3 separate regions of the Homo sapiens genome follow, and all the other regions are linked to region 2. A link is a loop called in an ENCODE intact Hi-C map of the cell type or tissue named here. Cell type or tissue: mammary epithelial cell. All regions are shown on one strand. Links, peaks and the distances in the headings refer to the core of each region. The heading gives the core; the rest is flanking DNA.

Region 1 (7,730 bases), core at 922-5,921, 410 kb after region 2:
CGGTGTTCCCAGAAGTGAAATTGGTAGGAAGCCTACTGCATTCCTACTTAATTTATATAAGCAGAAAACTTCTAGATCAAATGGACAAAAGAATAATTTGAATTATAAAAACAGAGAATCACAGCCCCTCAATCAATTTCCAGACTTAAGCAAGTTAAAAGCCCAGAACCCCTTGAATGAAGGGAAGACCAGGTCCCCTTGAGGAAGGACCCCACTACATTACTGACAATTTATGCAGTGTATCTTTCTCCCATCTTTCCCAAGGAGACCCTCCGGCCTTTTACCAGGGTTACTGTGCATTGGGAAAAGAGATATGATCAAACATTTCAGGGTCTACTGGACTCTGGCTCTGAGCTGATGCTGATTCCAGGGGACCCAAAACATCATTGTGGTCCTCCAGTTAAAGTAGGAGCTTATGGAGGTCAGGTAATTAATGGAGTTTTAGCTCAGGTCCAACTTACAGTGGGTCCCCAGACTTATCCTGTGGTCATTTTCCCAGTGCCAGAATGCATAATTGGCAGAGACATATTTAGCAACTGGCAGAACCACCACATTGGCCCTCTGACTGGTAGGGTGAGGGCAATTATGGTGGGAGAGGCCAAATGGAAGCCATTAGAACTGCCTCTACCTAGAAAAATAGTAAATCCCCTGCAGGGATTGAGGAGATTAGTGCCACCATCAAGGACTTGAAAGATGCAGGGGTGGTGATTCCCACCACATCCCCATTGAACTTTCCCATTTGGCCTCTGCAGAAGACAGATGGATCTTGGAAAACAACAGTGGATTATCGTAAGGTTAACCAAGTGGTGACTTCAGTTGCGGCTGCTATACTAAATGTGGTTTCATTGCTTGGCAAATTAACATATCTAGTACCGGGTATGTAGCTATTGACTTGGTAAATGCCTTTTTCTCCATTCCTGTCCATAAGGCCCACCAGAAGCAATTTGCCTTCAGCTGTCAAGGCCAGCAATATACCTTTACTTTCTAACCTCAGGGGTATATCAACTTTGTGGCTTTGTGTTATAATCTTATTAGGAGAGACCTTGATCGCTTTTTGCTTCTGCAAGATATCACACTGGTCGATTACATTGATGACATTATGCTGATTAGGTCCAGTGAGCAAGAAGTAGCAAACACACTGGACTTCTTGGTAAGATATTTGTGTGCAAGAGGATGGGAAATAAATATAACTAAAATTCAGGGACCTTCTCCTTCAGTAAAATTTCTATGGGTTGGGTGGTGTGGGGACTATTGAGGTAGTCCTTCTAAGATAAAGGATAAGTTTCTGCATCTGGCCCCTCCTATAACCAAGAAAGAGGTACAACACCCAGCGAGCATATTTGGATTTTGGAGGCAACACATTCCTTATTTGAATATATTACTCCAGCCCATTTATTGAGTGACCCAAAAGGCTGCCAGTTTTGAGTGGGGACCAGAACAGGATAAGGCTCTGCAATAGGTCCAGGCTGCTGTGCAAGCTGCTCTGCCACTTGGACTATAAGACCCAGCAGATTTAATGGTGCTTAAAGATTCACTGCATAAATTGTCAGTAATGTAGTGGGGTCCTTCCTCAAGGGGACCTGGTATTCCCTTCATTCAAAGGGTTCTGGGCTTTTAACTTGCTTAAGTCTGGAAATTGATTGAGGGGCTGTGATTCTCTGTTTTTATAATTCAGTGGCAGATAGTGATGCTGTTTGGGGCCTTTGGCAGGCCCCCGTAGGTGAATCATAGCAGAGGCCTGTAGGATTTTGGAACAAGTCCCTGCCATCTTCTGCAGATAACCGTTCTTCTTTTGAGAGACAGCTCTTGGCTTGTTACTGAGCTTTGGTGGCATCTGAATGTATTGAAATAGGAAGGGTTTCCTTGTCCCCTTCACAGAGCATGTGATGGGGGTATGACTTGCTTCTTTGGTGCCCCAATGCTCAAACATCTAGGGGAGCATACAGACAGGCAGGCTGTGGGGCTCCAACCCCATGGCAGTGTCTAAGGGTGAATGTTTACAGCTCCTGAAGCCCCAATAGGCCTGTGCAACAGCGTGCTCTTTTAGTTTACCTATAGGCTTCTAGTGTTAACCAGCTCCATTAGACCCTCTACCTTGTCACAAGGACAGAGTGCTTAGTGTATCATGGATTCTTACCTTGGTGTACTGGAAGAATTGGACCACACATGGGCTTGGAGAATGAGTGCAAAGTTTTATTGAGTGGAAGTAGCTCTCAGCCGATGGGGGAGTCAGAAAGGAGATGGTTTTCCCATGAAGTTGGGCTACTCAGCATTCCTGGCTCCCCTCCAACTGGCCCGGTCAAACTCCACCTCATCCTGCCAGTCAGTGGCCTGCTGGGGTCCCAGTGCCTATCAGTGTGCTCTTTTTCCAGCATGCTCCTCTCAACATCCTCTGGACGACCAGCCACTTATGTCTTCTTCCACTGATATACTCCTCTCAAAGTCTGGCTGCCTGTTTGTCTGCCCACTAGGGTCTCAGGTTTTTATAGGCCCAGGATGGGGGGCATGGTGGGCCCGGGTGGTCTTGGAAAATGCAACATTTGGGCGAGAAAGCAGGAGCACCTGTCCTCATCTACGTCAGTGGGGAGGGAACCATAACCAGGGACCACGCCCTCCTCTACCCAGCACCTCCCTTCCTCCTCTTCTGTATCATTTAATGGGACATGCTCTTCCCTTCCCAGCACTCCCATATCATTCTGCCCCTCTGAAGAGGTACATCTAACTGCCATCAGAATATGGAAGATGACCAGTATTAGCTGCTTTCTGCTGACAGGGGGCATTGTTTTGGGGGGAAAAACAGCAGTCAGATTCCTCCCAGAGGTCTCTCTAAGGGTTCCTAGCAAAGGGGAGCCATCAGCCAAGGCTCTGGTTGCCTGACCATTTGGAGTTTGGTGGTTTCTAGGCGTGAGAGGAAAAACAAGTTTTATAAGATTAAGTATGCATGGGTTAAACACGTGTGTTATACAAGGAAAGAATTTAGTGCCAAAGATTAGAGAGACAAGAAGTAAAATATACTAACAACATTGTACTCTGAGCCGTTTCACCCTGGTGATAGAAATTAAACCTTGTATGGGAGCAGATAAACTTTTAGAAAAGAGATAACTGTTCTTGCCGTATCTTTAGCAGTTAATAGGTGCACCCCGGGAATACCTGTATCTCCTCTCTCTTTCCTGGGCCTCCCTGTTTCTATTATTAAAAACCTAGATAGCCACTTTCTGCCTGCCTTTGCACTCACTCTCCAAGCCCACGTGTGATCCAATTCTTCCAGTACACCAAGGCAAGAATCCAGGATACAGAAAGCCCTCTGTCCTTGTGACAAGGTAGAGGGTCTAATGGAGCTGGTTAACACAAGCAGCCTATAGGTAAACTAAAAGTCTCCAAATTCTTCAGTTTTGGAATTCAGACTGGCTGTCCTTACTCCTCAGCCTGCAGGTGGCGTATTGTGGGACCTTATGATCTCAGCCTGCAGGTGGCGTATTGTGGGACCTTATGATCCTGTGAGTTAATACTCAAAAAACTTTCCTTTATATGTGGTGACTTGACTGGTATGTATGTATTCCATTAGTTCTGTCCCTCTAAAGAACTGTCACTAATACAGCCTGGCATTTTAAGATTGGAGAGTAACTAAAACCATTCATAGATACCTCAAATGAGACACCCACCTTTGTTTGCACACATGTTCCTCAAGCCAGAATCCACTCCTTTCCATTAGGGGGTGGAATTAACCGAACTGAAACAACCAGTCATCCAGGGCCCTCTTATCTTGAGAGATATTTTCTTCCTCATGACAAAATATACCTGAATAATACAGTTGGGCTGATGAGTTTAGTATTATGTTACTCACAAAGTCAAAGCCTCATAACTATCTCTAAACCAGGACTATTGCAGCAGGTTCCTGCCCAGGGCAGGTTCCACTTGGCTCCTAGTCATGAGGCTCTCCTTCTCAAGCTTTTTCCAGCCTCCAAACCATTTTCAAACCAAATAACTTATCGATGTCAGCCTCACAATTAAATAAATATACAACCTAACACCAAATGTATACTGTCTACTCTGTCCTTGACTTTGGTTACACACTTGGTGAGTGGGCTGTGACCTTATTCAAGACGCACTTTGTGCCAGGTCTGATGAGCAGCAACAATCTTGTTTTATTGGACCCACATGTTTTTCTGGATGACCTGCCTCATTTTAGTCTAGTTTATACTGCAGCCTGTGCTTTTCTTGCAAACCTGTTCCCAAGCCAGGGATTTAATCTCTAGAGTTAAAAATGCTAACTCAGAGCCTGGAGTGCTGCTGTCTACAGACAGATCAAGGTATGACCTTGTCACATACCCCAATTTCACTGCTAGAGAAATGGTTCTCTCATTTCTGCATGTGACCTCAGAATATGTCTACTTCCCTTGACAATCACCAGCATCATCTGGAGACATATTCCATCCAGATGAGGTAAGCAGTTACTGCCCCAAGCTGTACTGGACTGGCATCCCTCTAGCACCAATGGTCGGGGGCAATTTTAGGTACCAACCCCAGATCCTCCCTCTTTTCTCTCTCCTACTGCAATGAACTGGTTAATGATCCCTCAGATAAAACTCAGAGTAGATCTTTCTATCCCAATTTCTTAGGGTTTAAATGAGTTATATTACTATTTACTTCTACTTCAGTGTTATTTTTATTATTTCTATCAAACCAATAATAGGCTAATTTTTCAACCAAAGTTATGTCTACTTTAGTCACAACAGGTTTTGAAATAAGATTTACATTTTGAAAAATACATATAAAATCTACTTATTTTCACTTAAATACTTACATCTTTTTAGCCTAATAAGAGTGTCTAAGTCATTAGCCTAAACTTTGCTCTTAGTTATGATAGATCTTTAATGTGAAGAATTTTACATCCCAGAAAATTCATAAAAATTCATGTTGCAAGAGCAGAAGTGCTTTTATGCAATTGGGTTTCTTGACACAAAATGAGATCTTGATGTGAAATTTCTGCACCAGTGATTTTAAGACACTGAGGAGAGTATGAGAGTTTTGACATAAACAGAAAGGAAATTGATTTTTGTTCAAGAACGATGCAGCATGGTTATTAGGAATAAATTAAACTCCTAAGGAAGTGTGTTCCCAGCCTCCATCTGCTTATCCTTGTTAGGAGCAGAGTCAGAATCATGTAGAGGATTGGTGCAGGGGAAGCTGCAGGAGTATTCACTCACATTTCCTTCCCATCTTCTCCATGCCAGGCAATGAGACTTGCGGACATGGATTGCAGGGCTAGAAAGACCAGTCTCTGGCCCCAGAGGAGTAGACTCATTGCCTTCAGTTCAGGGATGGCCTGACCCACACTGCCTCTCTCATCTACCGCAGCTGCCATGCCCACTCTCTGGTGAAGTTTCTCCCCTCCCAAGTCTGGGAGTTATTATTCCTTATGGCAAGCACACCCTTAACTCTCATTGTGGTGACTTGACTGGTAATGATTGAAGAGAGAATAAACAAAATATTTTAAAAAATAATAATAAAAGAAAGAGAAAGGAAGGAAGGAAGGAAATGCACCTGTAATCCTAGCACTTTGGGAGGCTGATGGGGGAGGATTGCTTGAGCCCAGGAGTGCAAGACCAACCTGGGCAACAAAGCGAGACCCCCCACCCCTCAACCATTTCTACAAAAAAAAAAAAAAAAAAAAAAAACTAAAAATAATTTAAAAATAAAATAAACTGATGGAATATGCAGAGATTCAAGAATCCCTACCAAATTCTTATCACCATTGTTCTGGAATTTCTTGCTTAATATCTTCCTGATAGATTTCCTGTCCTTTTCTCCTGTTTCTGAGGATGTAGCTCAGAAATTGTCTAATTGTCTTCTTAGCACACAGGCCTAAAGTCGAGATGAAGCTTATGAATAAATCTCTGCTCCCTTGTTTCTTGTGTGCAAATTGCTTAGAAAATGGGGAGGAAGGCTGGGTGCAGTGGCTCATGCCTGCAATCACAGCACTTTGGGAGGCCGGAGCAGGCGGATCACCTGGCATCAGGAGTTCAATACCAGCCTGGCCAACATGGCAAAAACCCATCTCTGCTAAAAGAAAAAAAAAATACAAAAAGTAGCTGGGCATAGTGGCACACACCTGTAATCCCAGCTACTCAGGAGGCTGAGGCAGGAGAATTGCTTGAATCCAGGAAGCGGAGGTTGTGGTGAGCTGAGGTCATGCTACTGTACTCCAGCCTGGGCGACAGAACAAGACTCTGTCTCAAAAATAAATAAATAAAAAAGAAAAGAAAAAATAGGATGGAAGCTCTGGTCTTGAGGAAGCTTCCATTGGCCCATGCTCCAAAAACTCCTTGGAGCATTTTTAAAATTGGGCCTAAGAGAAGCAAATTGGTTATTTTAGTTCTTTAAGCAATGCCACTGCAAATGTTGACTAGTATTTAATTTAAATTATTAAGGTGAGTTGAAGCCATTACTAGGAAGGTTTTAGAATCTTACTCTTATTAGGAAAGTCTGTGGTTTTCAAAACAAGGGATCAGTCTTTCATTTTACTTGTTTAATTTGATATTAGTGGTTGGAGGGACTATATATGCGTACTTCGGCCAGTGTGTGTTTCACAGAGCAATTTGATCAGTCATTGCATTGCTCATATAATTTGTGGGACCCAGTGCAAAATGAAATTGCAGTCTCTTTTGAAAATGAAGGAAAGAAGTCCTTTAAAGACATTTAAATGTAAAGTATTTTCCTTTCTTCCACAGTCTCTTGACTTGCCACCGGACTTTATATTTGGTATTTAATGGCATTCTAGGTTAAAAAAATTTCAAAAAATAAATTCTTAGAGTGAATTTTACCTTTATCCTTATTTTATGCAATGCCAGTTTAAAATGCAAATATAGGAGCGCTTAACTCATATGTAGAATCACCAAAGTTACAGTTTGTATTTCACAGCTTGTACATACATATGTATTTTGTTCTTACTAGAACAGTGGAAATGCTGTGCAAAAGCAACTCAACAGTTTATATTTCACTTTGTGATACGCACACATTCTACCAACACTCTCTACCTTCAGATGAGTAAGAAAGGACTGAAAGAAAAAGGAACTGTGGAATGTGAAATCTTACCCTTTCCATCTTTATCACTGTCTTATACATAACAAATCTCCCTCGTAGTTCTCTGAGTCTCCCATGCATCCTGGGTCCCTGGAGTACTATATCCATGAGACACTGTGAACACTACATAGAAATGGCTGGCAAGGAACAGGGGATGTGCATATTGCTTGTAACTCCTCTGCTCACATGCGCACTCGGTTGACCACACAGGTCAAATGCCCATGAAGCCAGTCCTGTTGGCTATCTGCATCATGCTTCGCATCTATTATATCCTAGGCTTTGAAAATAATATAGCAACAAAGAATTAACACATGTAGAGTTTCATATTTATAGAATATTTTCACATTCATTTGATCATTTTTACTTCACATCTATCGATACAGAAGGCAAATATTTCTGTTCCCATTTTTGAAATAAGAAACTCATGGCCCGGGGAAATTGTGAGAAACAGGACCAAAAATTGAGCACATATTCTGACTTTAAAGCCCTTTCAGATGCCGTATCCACTTGAACATATATTTACTATACACATCCCAGTTTATTAGAAAATAAACTCCTAGAATGATGATAGAGACATGGGTGAAAAACACAACCAACTATTAATTTGTGAGATACAGAATGACTTATTTTAAAGATTCAAAGAAGGG
Region 2 (7,730 bases), core at 1,867-6,866:
TTCATACTGCATGTTTTATTTGAAATAGTGTGTAGGAGGAGAATCAAAGAAAGTCATTCTGTATTTGGAAAAGAAAAAAAAGCACACTAATTCTACAGTGCAGGAAAGGCCCTTTGAAAGGTGTCCTTCACTTGCCTTTCTTTGAGGTTAATTATATACTTTTAAAAGTACTTCCCACAGGAATGGTTTTTGACTCATATGTTATTTTTGTGTGTATATGTTACCCCTCCAAATATTTGCCATATTACTAAGAAAATAGCAGTCAAAAGCAACGTTTTTTTGCTTATGTCTGAAAATCTTTTTGTTTTTTATTGTTAAGAGCAATATGACAATAAGACAGCTTTGCAAAGGAGAGAAATAACACCCTCAGCCTTACATAAATTTTCATCTTGTACTTTTCCTTTTACTTGAGACCATTTTAAAATGATTTTCTCACATGATTATATATAGGATGTGACAAAAGAAGACTGGTTAGAAAGTGAAATTAAATTATGTAGCACCATTTTCTCTTTTCTTTCCAGTAAGCATGTTTGTCTTCTTTTTCAGAGTAGAAGAATAGGCGATTACAAGACTGGTTTTGTTTTAGAAATTGAGGATTTTCTTATAAAAATTAGGTGCTCATAGCCTTATACACTGAAAGATGTCTCCTTTCCTCCACCATCCACCCCCTCCTCCAAACGTACCACCTCCTTTCTTCCTTTCTACCTTGTGATCTCTGACCTGTGCATGTGACATGGAATGTCAGGTGACAGCTAGGTACAAAAAAGTTCGATGATTATTGAAATATCATGGTGACTCACACATTTCAGTGAGGACATGGGGACATTATTTTATTTGAGTAGATATGAGTCAACTTTGCTACTCAGAAAAGGTGGCAGAATTTCGCTGCAGCACACATCACAAATCATATTAGGGATGCAATAGCATTGTCAGAGTTGGCGTTACCTACTGCAGCAAAACAATTTCTAAAGACAAAAAACTAGTTTTGCTGCAGTTGCCTGGCAATAAAGGAAACTGTAAATCATACATAAATGAGCAGCTAAGCAGATTAAGAACTTGAACAATGGTCCTTGAGAATAGGAACATTGCAGAACCTTTATGCAGATCCACTAAGCCAATGTAGAGGTGATCATGTATTCAGGACCATACTGATCTCTACTCAGTCTCAGTTTTGGTGCCAAAGATGCTTCATGGCTTACATATAACAAAGAATCTTTAACCTTTGCTTTGCTGTCAGATTTTAATTTATACCTGTATTTATGTCCCAAATAAAAACAAAATGATCAGGCAAAATGTGAAATTGAGAGGATAGTCAAGACCATAAAATTAAACGTTCTAATTGAGTCTAATTAAACATTCTTTTTAAAAGTTGGCCTGATTATAGAAACTTTTTGATATGGCAATGTGTGACTGATATGGTGGCATCTACCTAGATATCAAGAAATCAAACATGTTTGGTTCCTGACAGCCACTGCCCTTGAATATTCCATTTATATTTATATTTCTTCTATCTTTTGTTTTTTCCTCATGTTTTTCTTTAGACGGCCCGCAAATATATGACTAAATATTGTTCTATTTTTGCTCTTTTTTTAGATGGTTTTAAGTACAATCTCTTGATTTGGAATATGTGCGCATTTTATGAATGGGAAGCCTTATGTACCTTGCCTGTGAACATTCAGAATCTCAGCCAGAGTTGAGACTCTAACCACATTATTCTCAATACTACTTCAGTTTTCTTTCAGCTTGCCTTATGCCAACCTTTTTCAATGATTACTGTTTCATATGTTCTAAAGCCTAAAGCAAATGAATAAAAGGCCAAAAGATTAGCTAATTTCCATGAAAACTGATATAAAAACACCATGAAGGGTATTTTGTTTAACTTCTGGACTAGAAGGGACCCTAAGTCACTTACAGGGTGGTTTCCCCAAGTCCTGACTCTCAGCAGCCTCACAATCTCAGTTTGAACATTGATATTGATGCTTTCTGTGCTAGAATTGGTACTGATGCTGAACTGTGCCAGTCTTTAGGAAGACTGCCCTCAACTGCATCAAAATTAACCTCCTTAAAACTTTGGTTTACTTCAACTGAATCTAGCAATTACTGACTACTAGGAATTTATGTTGGCACTGGGTTACAGAGATCAGTAAGGAAGACACAATTTATAAGGCACTTAATGTTTAGTGAAAATGATGATCAGGATTTTTTTTAGGGTGAATAACAGAAACCCACACAAACCACATGACACAAAAAGAAAATTTGTAAGAAAGATTCAATGACTAATCTAGCATCATGTTCTGGAGGATCAAGGCACTCAAACCACATCAAGAGCAATCCATCTCTTTAAAACTCTAAGCTTTTCTTTTCTCCGTTTTAGTTTTTTTTTGCTGTCAGGCTCTGTCCAAGTGGTGGGAGACATGATCCTTAGTAGCTCCTGGCTTATGTGAGCCTTAAAGTTGGAATCTCAGAGAAATGCAAGTGCCTTTTCTCTAATAGTATGAGCAAAAATCCAGTGGAGGACTCTGAGCAGGTTTGCATCATATGACACCCCAGGAGGGGGTCTAGGTGTTATTTGGACAGGGTGAGCATAAGCATTTAGCTGTACCAGGACCATGTAAAATAGATTCCCCACAGAAGGATTTTATTACTAGAAGACACAATGAAAGGGGAGCATACTTGCAGGAAAAACTGTATCTACCATGGTTCATTATGTTGAAGGACATAGCGTATCTCTAATATTTGAAAAAAGAAAAGTAACTTGCCACTGCATCTCTACCACAAATATGTCCACATGTGCAATGCATGTGCATACATACATACTGCTTCTATTAATTTTCCTGTCAACCAAGAAACATGCTGTGATGGTTAATTTTATGTGTCAATTTGACTGAGCTGAAGGATGCCCTGATAGCTTGTAAAACTATCTCTGTGTGTGTCTGCGACAGTGTTTCCAGAAGAGATTAGCATTAGAATTGGTGACTTGAATAGAGAGTCCTCTCTAATATGGGCAGGCCTCATCCAATCAGTTGAAACCTACATAGGACAAAAGGTAGAGGAAGGGTGAATTTGGTTTCTCTGTTTGAGCTGGGATATCCTTTTTCTGACTTCAAATATTGAAGCCCCTGGCAAAAAGGAACTCTACTTTTATAGAGTCAATGTCTTGTGGAACCTGAAAATTCAGATTTTTATACAAAATGGGAACAGAACCAATAAGATATAGATAGAGGATTCAGTGTATCACATGAGCCATTCTGCCTAATATTGTGTCATTGGAAAATATGGTAAAAATGTCTTCTATTTTCATTCATGTCATTTATAAAGGCGTTGGGTGGAATAGGTTTGTTGATTGATGGGGTCTTTGTTCAAGGACTGTCAGGCCTTTGGACTAGGACTGAATTATACTAGTGGTTTTCCTGGTTCTCCAGCTTGCAAACAGCAGATTGTGGGACTTCTCAGTCTCTATAACCTTGTGAGCCAATTCCTATAATTATCTATCTATCTATCTATCTATCTATCTGTCTGTCTGTCTGTCTGTCTGTCTGTCTGTCTGTCTATCTATCTATCTATCTATCTCTTTCTTATTAGTTCTGTTTCTGTTTTGTATATGCCATTTAGAAAAATGAGTTGGTTTCGAATGTTTTAATGCAGTTGTTTCAAAATTAAAATCTGAATTTTCAGGTTTCATAATACATTGACTCTATAAGGATAGCCATTTTATTTTTGGTCAGCCTATCTTTAGTGCCTAGAACAATATTATAGTGCTTTGAACACAGAAGTAACTCAATAGCTATTTATTAAATTGAATTTCATGAGATTATTTGGAAGATGGATTCTTTGTATCACATAAACCATTCTGTTTAATATTGTCTCATTGGAAAATATGATAAAATGCCTATATTTTCATTCATGTCATTTATAAAGATGTTGATGGGGATAGGGCCGTTGATGAAGCCTTTGTACAATTTTCAAAATTCATTCACTTAAGTTCTATGGTGATTATCCAACCATGCCATAGAGCCTCCTGTCTGCTTTTTATTTCAGCTAATAGTGCTACATCACTTCCACAGTATTATTAGGAAACATTTGGTAAGTGCTTATGGCAGTTCTATTTAATGTATTTTCTAATAATTAGACTTATAATGGTATCATTATGAAGAATGATATTAGTTTAGCAGGGAATATTTTCTAAATGAGTCGGTTTTAGCTTTTGGTGATTGTCCCCTTATTTTCTATATGACTATAACTGATTTGTTTATTAGCAGCTAATTCTAAATGTTGGTCAGGGGCAAAGGTCTCTCCTATATTCTGACACGTCTAAGATCTGAAAGGTCAATTGCATCAACTGTATGTGGTCAGCAGAGGGCAGTGTACAAGAGGAGTGGAGTACAAAGGTCTTCAGGCTGGGAAAGCTGTATCCGCAGTTCCCACCTGACGGTCGGGTTGGTGGCTGAGAGATGCTATAGCTGCTAAGAAAAACATGTTTGTGTGAACTCCTAGTCAAATAGGGAGGGGCAAGACTAGAAGCAGGTGGTAAGAGAAGTATGCGTGTGCCTGAGGGCAAAAGAATAACAGTAATCATAATTAATAAATTTATTGATCAGCTACCATTTGCCAAACTGAACTAAATACTAAACATATCTCTCAATGACTATCACAACAAATTTGTGAGGGCAAAAATTTTATTCTTATTTTGTAGATGAGGAAACTGAGTTTCAGGAAGGTTGGGCAGTTTGCTCAAAGTCATACAAATAGCAAGCGAAGGAAGGAGAATCTGACTGCCAAGCCTTTGTTATTCCGGCAGTGTCTTGTTGCCTCACAAGAAAGAGTGAAAATTATTTTCCCAGGAATCTATGAAAGGGAGGAAGGAAGAAGAGAGAAGCAGAATGCAGCCAAGAGGCAGCCTCAGAGCCTGTTAGCCTGGCTGGCCCTGCCAGCTGGCCAGAGTCTAAAAATATCAAGCTCTGGGTCTTCAGTTGCTAAGGCATATATTTTTTTCTTTTCATGATTGCATTTGCTCATTTCCAGTCTCTGGCATCTCTCTCCTCCCCTTCTGTGCCTTAGAGATAGGAGCAGTAGGCCTGTCCCACACTTTGGGGCTGGGGGATTTGACTGGACCTGTGCACATGAATCCCTCACAGTGACCCTGTACTCTCACATGACTTCCTTTCCATCTGGGGCCTGGTCTTCACTCAGTTTTAGTTTCCTTCCTTGGACTGTAAGTCTTTTGAAGTGCAGATATTGTGTGTTTCTTTGAACATCTAATATAGTAGCTTGCACAAATGCATGAAGACTGTTTATTGAATGAAGGAACTGAGATCATCCTTCATGGAGAAGTAAAAAGCCAAGTTACGGTTGAGTGTCTTGCCTTAATTCTATCCCACTGACATCCTTCCAGCTGAGTGTCTATTCCTTGACCATCATCTCATGATGACCCATTTCATTATTCCCTTTGTCTCTAGAAATTTTAGTGGTTTCTGGATTCCGGATTTCCCTGATAGAGACGTGACACTATACTTGCCCTTAGCTTCATCGCTGTTAGCTGCTTTGCCATTTTGATACTTTCCATAATACGCTCCTTAAAAATCTAACATAAAACGAGAGCTATTTGTCGGTTCCTTCTTAGATACAGGCTGACATCTCAGGCTCTCCTTTCCCTGATGTAAGACCTAGAAATTCACCCTCTATTTTTCTCCTTTAATGACTATCCTCACCTACTTGTTCTCTTTAGGCTCCCTCTCTTCAGACTGATTGTGGAGCATAACATGGTCTTATCTGCTAATACCTACTCCCTTCTTTATTATAACCCCAGTTAAACTCATAGGCTGTTTTTATTATAAGCAAAATAAGTAAGTAAGGTGAAGTAGAAAAGCTCTGCCTGTCATGATGTCCCTGGTTTATAGCTCCTAATTCCCTCACCAAGGTCACAGAAACCTTGATCTTATGATCTCAGCTTTTAAGACTGAAAATGGTGCTCACCAAAACCTGCCTCATCATCCAGTTTTAGTAAAACTAGGATGACCCCCCTGCAACAGAGACAGAGATGCAGCTACCTCTCCGTCTCACGTGAATATTTTGCATCTTTTGGTTGTTCAGATCTACCGATACTCAGTTAAGTGGGCCTTTGGGCTACTTAGTGATAATCCTCTCTTAACATTTTCTTATAAAATACCTCTTTTTTTCTCTATTTTTGGTATTATTTTCAAAAACATATCCTGAACTTAATTTCTTAGTGGTTCCATCCCCTTGAGTTCTATTTCCTTTTAAAGTTTCTGGTAGACAGAGTCCGAATTTTTCTTCCTCTGATTGATTTACAGTTCCTTTTCCTGAGGTCCGTGGAACCAACATGGATCAAGATGTTCCTGGTGTCCTCCTGGGCAATGCTGATGACATAGCCAAATTTTCTCAAGGTTTCTGTCACTCTCCAAACTTCATCTCAGTTTTATTTGTAGGTAGGAATTGAGTAGTGAATCCTCTTCCCCATCTTTGATAATAATCTATATCATATGATGACAATATTTCAATTTCTTGCCTCAAATTCTCATTAGAGGAACAGGTACAAGTTTTTAATGGCATCTTTGGAAGATCCACTAAGATAACCTCAAGTATGGGACTTAGCATGTCCAAATGAAACTCATTACTTGCCCCTGTCTCTTGTCTTCCAAATGAGATTCTCCTCCTGTAATCCTGATCTTGGTTGTAATCTCAAAATCTAGTCCGTTTATTATATAAACCAGAAGCCTTAGATTCAACATTAATTCATCATCCTGACTCCTCAAAACTGGTTAACTGTTAATTCCATCTTTGATCCCAAATGCCACAACACAAATTTAAGCTTTCCCATTTTTCAGCTGGGCTGTTATAATTACTTCCATACTACCTTTCTTTTTGTTCCCCCCTCCAGTTATTTCTCACCATCACCAGATTCTCTTTTACAAGGAAAATCTAATCCTGGCATTTCTCTGCTTAGACATCTTGGATTGATTTTTCATATCTAGGATGATTTCCAAAGTCCTACCATCATCAGGAGTTTGGCTGGTAACAGAAACGTAACAAGTCCTCACTGGCATGAAAGGTTTTTCACACACTGCTCTTCTGTCCTCATCTGGAGCTATTTAGCACCACGCAGCAGCCACCAAGAACTTCTCGTTATTTCTGAAACACACCTTTATTTTTCATAATTATATAATTTTGTTCAATCAATTGCCTCTAAAAGCCCTTCCGTAACCTCTAATAGCGAATGAACCCTTTCTTCTTAAAGGGTAAAGTTTTCTGATCCCCTTCCCTAACAAGGCCATTATATGATAAAGTAAGTAAAGTAAGCTGGAAAGTAAATTCCTTTAAGGGAGAGTTTGCTTTGTTGAAATGATGATCTAATAAGCCCTCTGTGGGTTGAAGCAAGCCTCCATGACCTTCAGGTCAAATTGTAGCTTAGATTTCCTGAGGAAAGAAAAGCAATTCTGCCATACAGAGAGAAGAACAGGAGCCAAGGACATCTGAGAATGGGGGAGAAGATAAAGTGAGGGGTCCTACATGCAGGCTGGAAATTTGGAATTGCTTTTGTTGTTGAATCATTAAAAGCTTTTAAGCTATGGAGATACCTAATTGGAGTTGTATTTTTGAAGCACCATTTAATCAGCAGTGTGATAGATAGTTTGAATTCTGGGGTAGGCATGGAGATAGGATAACCTGCAATAACCTAGACCATGAGTTAGCATTTTTTAAAATATATATCA
Region 3 (7,730 bases), core at 1,332-6,331, 160 kb after region 2:
GTTTAGGAAAAATGATGATTATCATCCACGTGAGTGAATGCTGCGCTGCAGTATTACAATCTTACAAAAAAGAGAAAGTGGCCAGGTGCGGTGGCTCACGCCTGTAATCCCAGCACTTTGGGAGGCCGAGGCTGGTTGATTAGTTGAGGTCAGGAGTTCAAGACCAGCCTTGCCAACATGGTGAAACCCTGTCTCTAATAAAAATACAAAAATTAGCTGGGCATGGTGGCGTGTGCCTGTATTCCCAGCTAGTCGGGAGGCTGAGGCAGGAGAATCGCTTGAACCCAGGAGGCAGAGGTTGCAGTGAGCTGAGATCACGCCATTGCACTCCAGCCTGGGCACCAGAGAGAAACTCTGTCTCAAAAATAAATAAAGAAAGTACATTTGTGCATTTACTTACTAGTGTACCACAGAGATACTGGGTTTGATTGTGATTACCTCTCAACCTTCCCTGCTCGACTTATATTTCAGAAATACAGTTTCAAGTCCCTGTGCTTCGATCGTGGAACTTACTGCATGATGTTGTAGTCTTCTGTCCATTATGGGCAACACTGAAGACACACAGATATGTGTTTGTATCTGAAGCCCCAGTGGCCAGCAGAGGTCCTGTTTCATAATAGATATAAACAAATGTCTTATCATTTATGTGTAGCTAGATAAATGGATATAAATAGATAATATAGCTATTCAGCTGAAATCATTTTATTTACTAAATGTTAACATGTTCAGTAAGATTTTTCCAAAATATAGTAGTGCCTCAGAAATTACAAAGTGTTAGAACTGCTGAGATCTTAAAAGAATAGAAAGAGACTAAGTCGATCAAGTATTTTCAGCTGGAAAAAGTTGGTCAACCAATTTATCACTTGGAATGGGAAGAAGTATTCGGAGGTTTTTCCTACATGAAACATTGAGGGGTCTCCTTCTGATGGAAGGGAGAAATCACTCCAAGGAGTGCTTTTGTTCTTTGGCAGCAGTAAAGCAAACAACTAAAACCTAAAATATATAAGCACCTGTTTCAGAAAAAATATGTGCTTGAGATACTAAATGAGATGTTAAATACGTACATATATGCATAACATATACATATATTTTTAATATATATACACATGTATATATGCGTATATAAAAATACATACACACCAGCTTCCTCTTCAAGAAGAGTACTATTTTGAATCAGTAAATTGCTTTGCTAGCTGGAATTGCTAGGCCAAGAATACCAACTTCAAATCAGATTGCATTTTTACTTCACGCTATATTTTCTTTCTCCCTAAAACTCGATATCCGGAAGCAGAAAAAAAATAAGCCTCTTTCTTTTGACATTTTGCATTTTTATAAAAGAAAGATACATAGTTTATGAACCAGTACTTAAGCATATAACCATAAGGTTCTTAAGCAATGGCTAGGATAAAATAATGAATACAAACCCATAAATTGAATCAGTTGGTACAAATAAATCAGCACTACCATGACTTTTTGTCTGCAGGTCTCTGGTTTTGGAGCAAGAAATATTTCTGTGTTACTGGTAGGGAAGCTGAACACACTAACTTGTTTTTCTTCCTGTTGTCTTAAACTTTATTCACATAGTAATTTATAAACATTTTCCTAAAACACCAAAGTAGCATCATTTTCTAAAAATAAAGGTCGATAATTGTGACTGAGACTAATATTTGTGCACTCTAGAGTCATTCTTCCCCCTTTTTCTTATTAATAGCGCTCCATGGGGGAAATCCCTTACAGATGGGGCAGTTACACAGCTGTTGTCTTTTTGACAGAAGCAAAAGTTGTTGGGTGCAGCTTCCAGGAAAGCTGAGAAAGGCCAACTCAGCGGGTGTGTACCCGCTTCCCTCTGCTTCTCCCTTTCTTCCAGCCCAGGGCACAAGTCACATCCAGAACAGCCATAGCTCCCTCAACATGGACTGTAAGGACAAAGCAAGGAGAAACAATCCAAACCAACTGAAACCAATTCTAACTACAGTTTACTCCCAGACTTTGTATTTTTATGAGGAAAAACGAGCAGAAAGGTACTTTACCTCTACTTGCCTGGTATCTGTTGCTCACAGCGAATGCAACTCCTCAATGATAACATTTGTCTTCAGATAAAAATACTGTATCTTCAGAAATCTGTAAGAAGACTGAGTTCTGGAAACCAACAGTAAACAAGCCAGTATATTTTGGTCTTCTTGTCATCAAATTTATAGTAGAAACACTTTTATTATAAAGTCATTAGACTCTTTACAAAAGTGAGTCCTCAGTATTGATTTATTTTTCCTTTGCTCCTGGATTGACCTATAGCTGAAAAAATGGATATTTCTGAAGTGGCAACACTTTCACCAACACAAGCTGTTTGTGGAGACAGTGAATGTAAGAGCCCCTGTGGTCTGTAGTATCCACATAGAGCACTGGGACATACTCACCTACCTCTGCATCTCTCCCTTTATCCACTCCCATAGTTGTGTAGTGCTCCCTTTGCCCTTGCCACACTGCCTTGTAATAATTGATTCTCATTATTTTGCCCTCACTAATCTGTGAGTTCACTGAGAGAAGAAAGGCTGCTTTATTGATCTGTATATTCTGAATGCCCATCATAGCACATAGCCCATAGATGGTGCCCACCAAATGCACATTGGATGAATGAATGTGTGAATTAAGATTATCACCAGGACACACTGGCCCTCTCTCTGTGGGACTGAGACCCAGCATCAGGAAAGGACAAATATCACCACTCTGCTTTAGGGTATTCTCTGACGGTGATTAGTTTCCAGGTATGGTAGTAAAGGGCTGCTGGGCTCTGGTTTACTAGCCTGAGGTCGTGGGTCTGATCTCTGTTCACTGCAGAGCCACTGAACTGGAAAGAGCATTGCTGTAAGCTGAAGCAGGATGTAATTTGTCATGTCCTTTCTGAATCTTTTCTAAGGAAGTACCATTGACCAAAGAGACTCTTGTTTGGAAGGCAGTGTGACATGGTGGAAAGATCATAGGGTGCGCAGCCACAGAGACAGCAGCTTACCTCCAAGATATATTATTTAACACTTAACCTTTCCAAGTATCTGTTTTCCTCTTTCCAAATAGGGATTATGTCTTCCACATAGGGCGGATGTAACGACTAAAGGAAGTGACATGTATAAAGCACATGCCTGCCCCATAGCAGCTCCTCAGTAAAGTTAATTGCAATGCTGTATTATGCAATGTGTCATACTGATGTTATGTGAAACATAATGTCAGCGTTTTTCAGGGACACTTCTAGGTTGCATGATGAGGAAAGATTGCACTTTAGGCTGAAATACCTCTGGAACATGACTTCCTTTCTAATATACATTGATCAAGGAACTTCCTGTTCTCTGAGGCTATCTCAACTGCTCAAACCAGCGCCTGCTTTTCCCAGAGGGTGGCGCCAGGAGCAGACTGACCCAGCATCTAACATAAAAGAACTTTCCCTCTTTTGCACACCAAAGGAATCTAGGGAAGAAACTAGGCACTATTGTTTTCACAAACCTTTTCCTTGCCATGCTTCTTTCTCTCCCCTTGTATGCTATTTTAAGAGACAGTGAATCAAATTATTTTAGCAAGAATAAGCTTTCATCCTGACATTCAAAAAGATTGATGTTCGTATTAATTATGGACCAACTCTGTCTCTCTCTACCAGCAGCTCTTTTATTTTATTTTTATTTCCTGCTGCAAACATCTTTATTCATTTTAAAGTCACCTTCTCATCAGCTTTCTAGTTCTAGAATGTTTCTGGATATAGCACCTTTTGGAAGCTTTAATAACCACTATTTAAGTTTTCGATGACTTTTTCAATTCAGATGTAATGACAATGCCTTTTCACATCTCTGCTGTCATGTAACCTGCCACTTAAGTCCACAAAGTTTGGACAAGTATGTTTGTAAATATGTAGCTATTTGTCTGTTTATCTGTTGAGAAAATGCCTTCATAAGTCCCATTATGTAAAATGAAAGTCCGAGGTCTCTGCAGACTCCCTCTCTTTGCTCCCCTTCTCCCCTTCCCTGTGCTCCGGGCAGCAGCACTTGTGGGTCTGAAACTTGCTGCCTTCTTCTGGGTGTCTGTGGCCTTGCATAGGTGTTCTGTCTGCCTGTAATAACCTCGATGGATTGTTCCTCTTGCTTTTCTCACTTTTCTTCCTCCTACCATACTTGACTCTTCCTCTCCATTTCCACTCAAACCATTATACTGAGTAATTCCTATGTCTGCTCTGATAATCATTCCAAACCTTGACCTCATTGGTCCCAGTTGCACTTTCTGTCCACCCAACTTCAGTTACATACTCTCAGGCTTTGCCTTACCTAGGAACCATTCAGCTTTAAGATCTTATATTTAAATCTGCTATTCTCTATCTAGAATCTTCTCTTCCTTTTCTGGTGCCTTATCCATGACTGACTAACTGAATTCTATACTCTTGTCGAGATCCTCAGTCTGAAAAACTCCCATTCATGTACTTTATCTCTCAGCCTCCTCTTTTCGTTTCTTTCTGTGTCCAGCTTATGCAAAAGGGTCTTTCATTTCAATCACCCTTACTAACAGCCTCAGATTTTCTTCTTATTTTCTGCCACATTGACTTGAAAAATCACTATTACAGGCTGGGCGCGGTGGCTCACGCCTGTAATCCCAGCAGTTTGGGAGGCCGAGGAGGGTGGATCACCTGAAGGCAGGAGTTCGAGACCAGCCCGGCCAACATGGTGAAACCCCGTCTCTACTACAAATACAAAAAATTAGCCGGGCGTGGTGCCAGGCGCCTGTAATCCCAGCTACTCCAGTGGCTGATGCTGAGGCTTGAACCCAGGAGGCGGAGGTTGCAGAGAGCTGAGGTCATGCCACTGCACTCCAGCCTGGACAACAAGAGTGGAACTTCGTCCAAAAAAAAAGGAAAAAGAAAAATCACTATTATGAAGCAGCCCAGTGGTCCAACTTCTTTGTATTAGCTTAGGTTCCTGAACATTGCTGAACCAAAGGATGCATCTATGGAGTTTCATGCTATATATACTCCAGGTAACCAACATGAACTAGAAACTCAGCAAACTTATATGCTGCTAGTTAGCCTCCTCCCCATTTTTTAAACACAGTCTATTTTAAAATTGCCCACTTTTCATACATTATTTCTCTTCCAAGATTATTAGCAGATGGCCTCATTTCTTATTAGACACACACATACAGACACACAAATAAGAAAAAAAGGGGTACTAAGCAGGAACTCTTTCAACTGTCGTCCATCATACATACAAGCATGCTTTCTGGATACAGTGGAAAAGATGTCCTTCCTTCAGGGTTAACCTGTGATGTGGGTTTCAGCTACCTCTTGCCTTTCTCTCTCTTCACCCCCCACCCCCCTGCTCCCCATTCCCCACATGCATATGCACATTCCTTACAAATCACTATGTAAATTATTCTCCTCTTTTGCTGTAACTCTTCTCTCCCTGTCTTCTGGCTTTCTTGCAATATATTTAACCATAAGTAAATATCTTTCATCTTAAAAAAAAATCTCTACTCTTGACTCCTTGTTTCCCTTAGTTACATACAGCCTTTTTTTCTTCTCTTCACAGTTACTAGAAATTTCCAAAACAGTATGACCTGTTCTCTTCCTATTTACTATTTAAACTACTGAAATTCATCTTTTGCCCCATCACGATGCTGAAGATCTTTTCATTACTCCACCAAAGACCTCCTTCTTGCTCAAACCCATGGACACCTGCACCACTTTTCCTTTTGACTATGCTGCAACAAAGGACAAGATGAGACAGTTTCTCCAACTTGTAACACCTAGAATGATGGAGGACATCTTTACTTTTTACCCTTTCCCACTCTCCACATCTAGAAAGCAAATTCTGTCAAGTATCTTTCAAACCCATTCTACTCGTTGCTCTCCAGACCTCCTGCTGCTGCCTTGTTTAAGTGTTGAATGCCTATCATCTGTACATTTCTGTTTCTTTACAGGCTTCTTTGACTCTAGTTTTAGTCCACCACACCCCTGGCAACAAACACAATCTATTTTTCATATTATCACTAGAGAATTTCTAGTTCATCTCATTATTTCCTGCTAACAGCAAACAAACCAAAGACTTCACTATCTTCCCATTGATGCTAGCATGAAAATTGAATGCCCTAAATATAATTTACAAAAATCATATCCTTGCTTTTGTATCCAGCTTATTTCTCACCTTTGTCTTCAGCCACACCTTACTGTGCTCTGTGCTCAGTCATTCCAAATCATATGCTCCATCTTTCTCTCTCCCCAGAACCTTTGCATATGTTTTTGTTCTTTCTGGATGGAATAGCTCTTCTCCATTTCAAACTCCCTCTACTCTCCCACCTCCCAAAAGTCACACTTTATTTCTTCAACTGGTAAATTTCTCTCTAGCTTTTAGTTCTCCATTTAGATGTGACTCTCTGAGTCCTAGAACAGGCTTCGATTAATGACTCTAGTATCCTAGACTTACTTTTGGAATAGCTCTTCTCACATTGAATTGTAAATGTAAATTAGTAGATGGCAAGTTCCTTGAGCTGGGCAGAGACCATGATTTGCTTAATTCTTTATTCTTAGAGCCTAGCTTAGTGCTTGGACATAGCCTGCACAGATAAATGTTTGCTAATAGAATACATATGAGTGTAAGGGTATGAAGACTGTCTATTGAAGAAAAATAAATGTGTTTAGTGTTTATATACTTTAAAATATTTCCATGCCCATTATAACATTCAATTATCACAGTGGCCTGTGATGTATAAAAAACGTCTTAAATTTTAACGATGGCAAATTTACTGTTATCTAATACTCAATTTTCCCAGTTTCTTAATGTAATATCTGGTAAATGTTTACTCATCTCAAAGTTGGGAAGAGATTCTCCTACATTTTCTTCTGGACGCATTTCAGTAGTAGCTTTTACATTTAGGTCTTTAATCATCTCAAATTAATTGTTTTGCATAATGTTAGAGAGAGCTGGGATTTTGTTGCATGTGGTTATCAAGTTGTTGTAGTGGAAGTTTTTGAAAAGACATTCGTTTTCCAATTAAATTGCCCTGGCATCTTTATCTAAAAGTTATTTAATCATGTATATATGGGTCTCTACAGACTCTATTCTGTTCCATTGATCTATTTGTGTACCATTTTACCTATATCATGTTGTTTTGATACTGTAACTTTACAGAAAATTTAAAACCAGAGTTCGAGTCGTTTAATTCATTCTTCATTTTAAGTAGTAATGTCTTGTATAAATGCTTTGCATTTCTGTAGAAATTATAGAATACATAAGGCATCTCCCTTATCTGCAGTTTCACTTTCCACAGTTTCAGTTATCTACAGTCAACCTCAGTCCCAAAATATTAAATGGAAAAATCCCAATAATAAACAATTCTTAGTTTGAGGTTTTACATTTAAATCTTCAATTCATTTTCAGTTAATTTTAATTTTTACATATGATGAAAGATAAAGTTCAGTTTAATTCTGCATATGGATAGCCAATTATCCCAGCACCATTTATTGAATAAGGAGTCTTTTCCTCATTGTTTGCTTTTGTCAGCTTCGTCAAAGATAAGATGGTTATAGGTGTGTGGCTACATACACATGCACTCATATGTTCATCACCATACTATTCACAAAAGTTAAAACATGGAATCAATCTAAGTGCCCGTCAGTGGTGAATTGGATAAAGAAAATGTGGTATGTGTATGTGTGTACATATATATGTGTATGTATATATATATATACACATACATACACACAC

Evidence for each region. A loop is a pair of places that touch in the nucleus more often than their neighbours do. Peaks named below come from ENCODE experiments on the same cell type or tissue, not always from the same donor. Only the 100,000 strongest peaks of a DNase experiment are listed, where the experiment ranks them.
Region 1: a loop joins it to region 2, with 5 times the contacts of the local background. A loop is called at or near these places in 2 of 110 quality-filtered maps.
Region 3: it touches region 2 in a loop (4-fold over the local background); 2 of 110 quality-filtered maps call a loop at or near these places.

Annotation. Positions count from the first base shown.
Region 1 is chr2:16,896,314-16,904,043 of GRCh38, reverse strand. No RefSeq gene overlaps it. Among named protein-coding and RNA genes, the nearest start is that of LINC01866, 66 kb to the left of the region's middle. In mammary epithelial cell, for the core only: a CTCF peak has its summit at 3,445 (motif pointing right); no DNase peak of the experiment used is centred there.
Region 2 is chr2:17,306,558-17,314,287 of GRCh38, reverse strand. No RefSeq gene overlaps it. Among named protein-coding and RNA genes, the nearest start is that of RAD51AP2, 210 kb to the left of the region's middle. In mammary epithelial cell, for the core only: a CTCF peak has its summit at 4,349 (motif pointing right); a DNase peak (open chromatin) is centred at 4,377.
Region 3 is chr2:17,144,147-17,151,876 of GRCh38, reverse strand. No RefSeq gene overlaps it. Among named protein-coding and RNA genes, the nearest start is that of LINC01866, 180 kb to the right of the region's middle. In mammary epithelial cell, for the core only: a CTCF peak has its summit at 3,375 (motif pointing right); no DNase peak of the experiment used is centred there.